Linked DNA regions of Homo sapiens: region 1 is linked to region 2. A link is an interaction called in ENCODE POLR2A ChIA-PET data of the cell type or tissue named here. Cell type or tissue: CD4-positive, alpha-beta T cell. All regions are shown on one strand.

Region 1 (4,000 bases), 250 kb before region 2:
GTGTAAAATCGTGACTTAGTGAGATATGAGGGCAGTTCTAGACCGCTGTCAGCAGCCCAACTAAGGCCGGGTGTTGCAGGTATCACGACGGTGCTGACCATGACCACCATCATCACGGGCGTGAATGCCTCCATGCCGCGCGTCTCCTACGTCAAGGCCGTGGACATCTACCTCTGGGTCAGCTTTGTGTTCGTGTTCCTCTCGGTGCTGGAGTATGCGGCTGTCAACTACCTGACCACCGTGCAGGAGCGCAAGGAACGGAAGCTGCGGGAGAAGGTGAGAGGGCTTCTTCGGCCCTTGTCTAAGTCCATGCTGCTGGGTGAAAATGAAGGTCTTCTGGGCCAGGGGGCAGAGGCAGGGGTTGCATGTAGAAAAAGGAGATGTTTGTGCAAAACGAGGAGGATCTTGTTTTAGAATAGGTTCTGGCTTCTACCCCAAAGGATTCCAGAAAGCAGAAGGTCTTTAGACAAAGACTAGGAACTGGAAGACTTGGGTCTCAGACTCAACTTTGACACCTATGCTGAGCCTCAGTTTTCTCATCTGTAAAAGGGAGATTACAGAACCCTCACCTCTACTGTAAGAGTCACATGAGATAATGTATGTGAAAGTTGTTTTGATCTTTCACATGTATCAGGATCTAGACAAACAAACTCTCACTATCATTACTGAACATGTCTAGGGACAGTGCCTCCCTGTCTTATGACCAGAGAAGGGAGAGTTCTAGAACAAAAAGTGCCTTTATTTATCAGTGCCCAGTGAAAATTCAGCCACAGTAAGGACTAAAGCTAAATACCTTATATATATTTCTTTAAAAAAAAACCTTTTATGTGTAGCTGCAGAAGGAAATTGGAAATACTATACTATCTGCCGGGCGTGGTGGCTCACGCCTATAATCCCAGCACTTTGGGAGGCCGAGGTGGGCGGATCACCTGAGGTCAGGAGTTCAACACCAGCCTGGCCAACATGGTGAAACCCCATCTCTACTAAAAATACAAAAATTAGCCGAGCATGGTGGTGCACGCCTGTAATCCCAGCTACTTGGGAGGCTGAGGCAAGAGAATCGCTTGAACCCGGGAGGCAGAGGTTACAGTGAGCTGAGATTGCACCACTGTACTCCAGCCTGGGCGACAGAGCAAGACCCCATTTCAAAAATAAAATAAAATAAAAATACCATACTATCTATAATGTACTGTACTGTACTATATTATACTACAGTCGATCCTTGAACAAGGCAGGGGTTGGGGGGGCTGACCCCTTGTGCAGTAGAAAATCCAAGTATAACTTTTGGCTCCTCCAAAAATTAACTACTAATGGCCTCATGTTGACTGGAAGCCTTACTGATAAGATAAACAGTCGATTAATACATATTTTGTATATGTATTATAAACTGTATTCTTACAATAAAGTAAGCTAGACAGAAAATGTTATGAAAATCATAAGGAAGAGAAAATATCTTTACAATTCATGAAATGGAAGTGGATCATCATAAACGACTTCATCCTGGTCATCTTCACTCTGAGTAGGCTGAGGAGGAGGACGAAAGAGAAGGTTTGGTCCTACTGTCTCCGGGGTGGCAGAGGTGGAAGAAAATCTAAGTGGATCTGCACAGTTCAAACCTGTGTTGTTCAAGGGTCAACTGCAAACTATGAGACAGAATACAACTGGGAGATTTTACAAAGCCATGCTCATGAGCCTTTGGCACAGGGAGGCAGTCTTTTCCATTCATAGTCAGACTCTTATTCATTTTAGTGTTAGGTCTGTGCAAAAGTAATGATATAAACTGCAATTACTTTTGCACCAACCTAATACTAAATAAATAATGCTGACTTGCTACCTGATCATTGCCAATCATTGCACTAATCAAAATGGGTGTTCATCTAAAAGCTGTGGAGATAAAGGGACATGAAAATCTCATATTTATGAACAACCAAGTGGCCATTAGCCTTTTAGCATAAGGGAGCTTTTAAAATTAAAATAATTTATTTTTGCCATGTAACGACATTTTGGTCAATGGGACCTTTAAATTTTAGGAAAAGAGAATATGTTGCCTTTTCAAAAATTGTCTTTCAACACCTGCATTATACCTATCAAGTATTTCCACATTGTCTCTGTTAACTTTAAAAAAATCAGAAATTTATAAATTTGAAAAAGGAGACTTTATTTCTTATAAAGGATTCCAGTCTGCAAGGTGGCCATCCTGCAGGCTGGGGAGTGCAGCCTCCTGTAAAGACCTGGAAACAGGCACTTTGAAGGAGAAGGTGTTGGAGTAGGGGCTTCATGCTGAATATGGCTAAATATACATATTCAACAGGCTATAGGAAGATTTATGAATATTTATGAAGGTAGTCCTGACACATGCCTATTGAACAAATGTGCATGTAACATACAACCCATGTTCACCCTGGGGCGGAGACTTAACATTTCAATGTATTACAATTGGACCCTATATGCAAAAGGGACACAAAGTCACTCAAGTGAACAGCCTCTGTAAACTGACCAGGACTGGTCCATGATTGATGGTCTATCAAGAGAAGGTTACTAAAATCACTCTCTTGTCCAATCAAAGCTGTAGTTATGGCTGGTGGAACAGGGGCCAGGGGTTGGTTGGTTAGTCAGTGTCTGATGGTTGGTGAGCTGCAAATTTTTTTTTTTTTTTTTTGAGACAGGGTCTGACTCTGTCACCCAGGCTGGAATGCAGTGGTTGCTAACTGCACTCCATCTCCTGGGCTCATGCTGTCCTCCCACTTCAGCCTCCCAAGTAGCTGGGACCTTAAGCATGCGCCACCCCGCCCAGCTAGTTTTTATATTTTTAAAAGAGATGGGATTTTGCCATGTTGCCAAGACTGGTTTCAAACTTCTGGAGTCAAAGCCATCTGCCCACCTTGGCCTCCCAAAGTGCTGGGATTACAGGCATGAACCACCGCACCAGCCCCAAATTGTTTTAACGTTGTTTATCTCAAGGCCAGTGCTTGTTTAGCTGAAAGAGAAAAAGAAAAACCTTGTGGCAGTTAGCACACAGTGTATTCTTTAAGCGCAGGGGTGTGTGACTTCACCCTGGCCCTAGAATGGCCTTAGGTACTGTTTGTAATTTGGTATCTTATGGCCATAAAGAATCTGTTCTGTCTTACAATCTCTATTTCAGCATTAATGCTGGTCAGTTGTGTCTAAATCCCAAAAGAGAGGAGGAATAACAAGGTGTGTTCAGCCTCTTGTCTCGTCATGACTGGGAACTCAGTTTTTAAGGTTTCTCTGGGGTCCCCTTGACCAAGAGGGGGGTCAGTTCATCAGTTTGGGGGCTTAGAACTTTATTTTTAGTTTACATCTCCAAATATATTATACTAGGTTGCTTATTTTTAAAGCTCTAGTCAAACATTTTTTACTTCAGAAAATTGACTTGTTTAAACTTCAGTAATTTGTACACTGACCATTATCACAGGACTTTGGACCATATTTAAACACTTTTGATTTATAAATCATTAGACTTTCCTGTATAGAGCAGTTGAAAAAAATAGCAAAGCCTTCATCTGACAAGGCTCACAAACGAACGGTTCACCGGCACAACTTGCCCTGTTTCCATATCATGTTGGATCTTTGCCAGCAACTGTATGACTTTGTTTAAAGAGACAAGGAAGTCATCTATGGAGAGGGCCTCAGGCCGCTAAGTCTCCCCCTCTGTCTGTGTGAGAACAGACATCCTGAGGTGAGAGCTCGTACTCTGCTGTTGTCAAATGTAGGATTTAAGACCAAGAAGCATAGTTGCTGGAGAGCAGACAGAGGTGAGAAGGCACCATCTGCTGCCTCACAGAGAAACTAATATTCATAGTATTGAAATGTTTCCCAATAGAGCTGAGGTTCCTAAGTGGATGCCATGGAGTACCTTCCCTGGAATCACCTCCTGAGTCTGTTAAAAATAGATTCCCGGGTTTGAGACAGGGTCTCAAAAAATAGATTCCCTAGACCACACCCTAGGTCTACTGATTCAGAATCTTTGAGGATGGCA
Region 2 (4,000 bases):
TTCATGATCATTACAATTTGGGCCAATTCAAAGGTTCGAAGCAAGTTTCTGCCTTTTTTTTTTTTTTTTTTTGCTGGGTTGCAGGTTATGCAGGAAGTCCTTCTTAAAATGGCTTCCTGATGCCATTTTATAGCTCTGAACCAGAGTGATGCCATTTTGTATATCACATTTCACATTTCTGCCCTATTGATCCAGATAGGGGATGAGGAAGCATCACTGATCAATGATTGGTGGTCAGCCACAGAGTTATTATCTGTTTCCCTCAGAGCTGGAAGCATCTGTTTCTAAAGTGTTATGTCCCATGGAGGGGGGTTGTTGAAAGTCAGTGTGCATCCAAGACTTCAGAGATTGGCCAAATTTGAGTAACAAAGGAGCTGTCATAAATAAGGAGGGCTGCATCAGTCTATGGTGGTTAGCTGTATATTGGGAGAGACACACATCTGATTAACTATGTCTAAATGTTGTAATATCATGATCTTAACATCCTGGATAGTCTGGCAGCAATGAGAAATATAGATGGTACAAGTTGTTAAAAGAAAAACTTTAGACAAATTAAACTTAACAGAGTTTAATTACACAGACAATGTTTCATGAATCTGGCAGCCGCCAGAACCAGAATAGGTTCAGAGTAACAACAACACTGGGGCAGCCACATGGTCAAATAACATTTATGGACAGAAAAAGGAAAGTGACATATAGAAAACAGAAGTGAGGTACGGAAATAGCTGGATTGGTTACAGCTTGACATGTGACTTAATTTGAACACACTTTGAACAACAGTTAGTTGCCTGTGATTGGCTGAGACTAGGCTACTTGTTAAAAGAGTAGGTTACAATCTGTTTACATATCCAGTTAGGTTACAGTTCACTCTCTATGGAGCAACCTTTAGGCTATACTCAAAATACATAAGAAGGCAGCTTTAGGCAAAACTTTTAACAATTTAAAAATTTAACAATTCTCCCCCTTTAGGCTAATTTCTTAATTTTTGAGAGATTGACAAAAACTTTAGGCATTGACATTATGCTCTCACCATTGTAAATGGACTTTGGGCTCAAATCTCTCTTTAAGACAGGGTCTTTCTATGTTGCCCAGGCTGGAGTGCAGTGGCATGATCTCAGCTAACTGCAACCTCCACCTCCTGGGCTCAAGCAATCCTCCCACCTCAGCCCCTGCAGTAGCTGGGACTATACGTGCATACCATCATGCCTGGGTAATGTTTGTGTATTTTGTAGAGATGGGGTTTTGCCGTGTTGCCCAAGCTGGAGGGTTACTTTTTGTTAAGGGTTAGAGCAGAGGAGCCTTCTTATTATGATAGAATCTCTTTTTTTCAGACTTGTTAGGTCTTGGGTTCCCTTGACTGCAGTTTCCAAAAGAGCAGAGAAGTATCCTGCTCACAGTACCAAAACTGTATGGGCAAAAGGGAAACTTCCCCTTTGCTCTTTGAAAGTTTGCTGAAAATCAACAGACAAAAGGCAGATTAATAGGAGAAAAGGCAGATTTATTAATGTGTGTGTGTGCATGTGTGTGGGAACCAGAGTGTCACTGAAGCTGCTACATTGTCTGGGGTATATACCCTGGGTTTCGATGTTGCGAGCCAGGAAAATTTAGGACACGGACACACCCGAGGAGTTTAGGAGCAGACGTTTAAAAGGCAGAAGAGAAGAGAAAGAGATACAGCTCTCTCTATAGAGAAAGGGGTCTCCTAGTGCAAAGGACCAGCTGATGGTGAATGTGCCAGATTTTATAGTCCAGTTTGAGGAAGTGGTGTCTGATTTACATAGGACTCACAGATTGGTTCCATCAGGTATGACGTTTACATATTGCATAGGGAAGGCTGGTTGCCCCATCCTAATCTTATTACGCAAATGGGCTTTCCAGTTGACCGGCACCATCTTATCTGCTCCTTACAGTACATGTGGCCGAGAAAGAGAAGGGAAGATGGAGTTGCCATCTTGAACATGTCTGGTTCCTAGTTCCTGCCAGTATTCACCTGTGCAAGCTCCCAGCTCAACCTTACAGGCTGCTCTTTGTTAGAAAATGATTTGGGGCTGCTTTTCATTGAAAAGAAAAGCTTTACTGAAGACTCCCATATCCTTACTATCTGCCTAAGTGATTTCTTCTTAACTCCTGTATCGTCATTACCCCATATCCCAACAGGGTACAGAAGCTTGTATCACATTTTTCATAGGTGAGGAAAAAGGTGGCGGATGTAGACAATTCTTTTGAGGTGCAGGCAGTGATCATTAGAATAAATGGATGAGGGAGATAGAAATTAACTTATAGATGATTCTCTTTGGAATCTGAATGAGCCTGAGAGGCAGGCAGGCATTATCTTGTGACAAAGTCCATGTTGGTGTGGTTGCATTCCTCACTTTCTTTTCTGATCAAGATAATGATATTTCAGGGGAAAAATAAAAGGCGATTGAGTTTCTTTTGGAAAGAAAGTTTCTTGGTCAATGAGGAAATTCCAGAGAGTCTCTAGCTGCTCTTGGGAGGGGGAGGAAAAAAACAAGGTTAGTGAGACCTTGATTCTAAGGCTTCTTTTTCAGGCCTTTCAATTTTCAAAAGCGCTCAAAATGCCAAAACGTCACATTTTGGGGAATCATTTCTTGCAACCCCACATTTCCCTCTCTGAAACATCCCTAGTCGTTTCACACACCAAAAGCTGAGTTGGTGGCTGTGGAGAGAAAAATTGAGTGAATAGCGGAGTGGCAAAGGATCCTATTAAACCAGTCTCTCATTTCTGGGAATAGGCCAGTCCAATTAAACAGGTGTGTCTCATTTTGCAGAGGTATTTGAACCAGAGTGACTCCATCTTGAGTAGGTGCTGGGTAAAATAAGGCTGATACCTTCTGGGCCACATTCCCAGGAGGTTAGGTATTCTTAACCTCAGGATGAAATAGGTCAGAAGAACTGGTATCATGAGATACAGGTCATGAAGACCCTGCTGATAAAACAGGATGTGGTAAAGAAGCTGGCCAAAACCCACCAAATACAAGATGGTGAGGAAGGTGACCCCTGGTCATCCTCACTGCTTGTTATATGCTAACTAGGATGCATTAGCATGCTAAAAGACACTCCCACCAGCACCTCAACTGTTAATAAATGCCATGGCAACATCCAGAAGTTACCCTATATGTCTAAAAAGGGGGGGAACCCTCAGTTCTGGGAATTGCCTGCTCCTTTTTCAGAAAACTCATGAATAATCAACCCTTTGTTTAGCATATAATCAAGAAATAACCATAAAAATAGCCAACCAGCAGCCCTCGGGGCTGCTCTGCCTTTGGAGCAGCCCATTCTTTTTAAATTTACTTCTCTAATAAACTTGCTTTCACTTTCCTCTATGGACTTGTTACCGGTGGCGAATCCTTATGTGTCTGTAGCAACCTCAATTCTTGCCTCCTCAGAGGAAAGAATTTGACTGAGGGGCATAAATGCAGAAGGAGGGACTGAGGCAAGTTTTAGAACAGGAGTGAAAGTTTATTAAAAAGCTTTAGAGCAGAAGGCTGGGTGCAGTGGCTCATGCCTCCGAAAGTGCCTGTAATTGCAGCACTTTGGGAGGCCGAGGTGGGCCGATCACTTGAGGTCAGGAGTTCAAGACCAGCCTGGCCGACACTGGTCACAGCCAGTGCCAGGGAAAGGCAGTCTCTCAATAGATAGAAAAAACCTGAAGCCAATAGATAGATGAAACTCTGTCTCTACTAAAAATACAAAAATTAGCCAGTTGTGCACCTGTAGTCCCGGCTGTTCAGGAGGCTGAGGCAGGAACATTGCTTAAACCCGGGAGGTGGAGATTGCGGTGAGCTGAGATCACGCCACTGCACTGCAGCCTGGGTGACAGAGTGAGACTCCGTCTCAAAAAAGAAAACATAAATAAATAAAACTTTAGAGCAGGAATGAAAGGAAGTGAAGTACACTTGGAAGGGGGCCAAGAGAGTGACTTGAGAAATCAAGTGCCCGGTTTGACATTTTGACTTGGGGTTTTATAAGTTGGCATGCT

Evidence for each region. ChIA-PET counts read pairs that join two places held together with the same protein. Peaks named below come from ENCODE experiments on the same cell type or tissue, not always from the same donor. Only the 100,000 strongest peaks of a DNase experiment are listed, where the experiment ranks them.
Region 1: POLR2A ChIA-PET joins it to region 2 with 6 read pairs; 2 of 35 experiments call an interaction of 5 or more read pairs at or near these places.

What each region holds. Positions count from the first base shown.
Region 1 is chr6:89,260,688-89,264,687 of GRCh38, reverse strand. GABRR2 (gamma-aminobutyric acid type A receptor subunit rho2) reads left to right here. Exons shown (of 9, transcript NM_002043.5): 8 at 80-276. Among named protein-coding and RNA genes, the nearest start is that of GABRR1, 45 kb to the right of the region's middle. In CD4-positive, alpha-beta T cell, no CTCF peak of the experiment used is centred here; no DNase peak of the experiment used is centred here.
Region 2 is chr6:89,007,759-89,011,758 of GRCh38, reverse strand. No RefSeq gene overlaps it. Among named protein-coding and RNA genes, the nearest start is that of RNGTT, 46 kb to the right of the region's middle. In CD4-positive, alpha-beta T cell, no CTCF peak of the experiment used is centred here; a DNase peak (open chromatin) is centred at 1,838.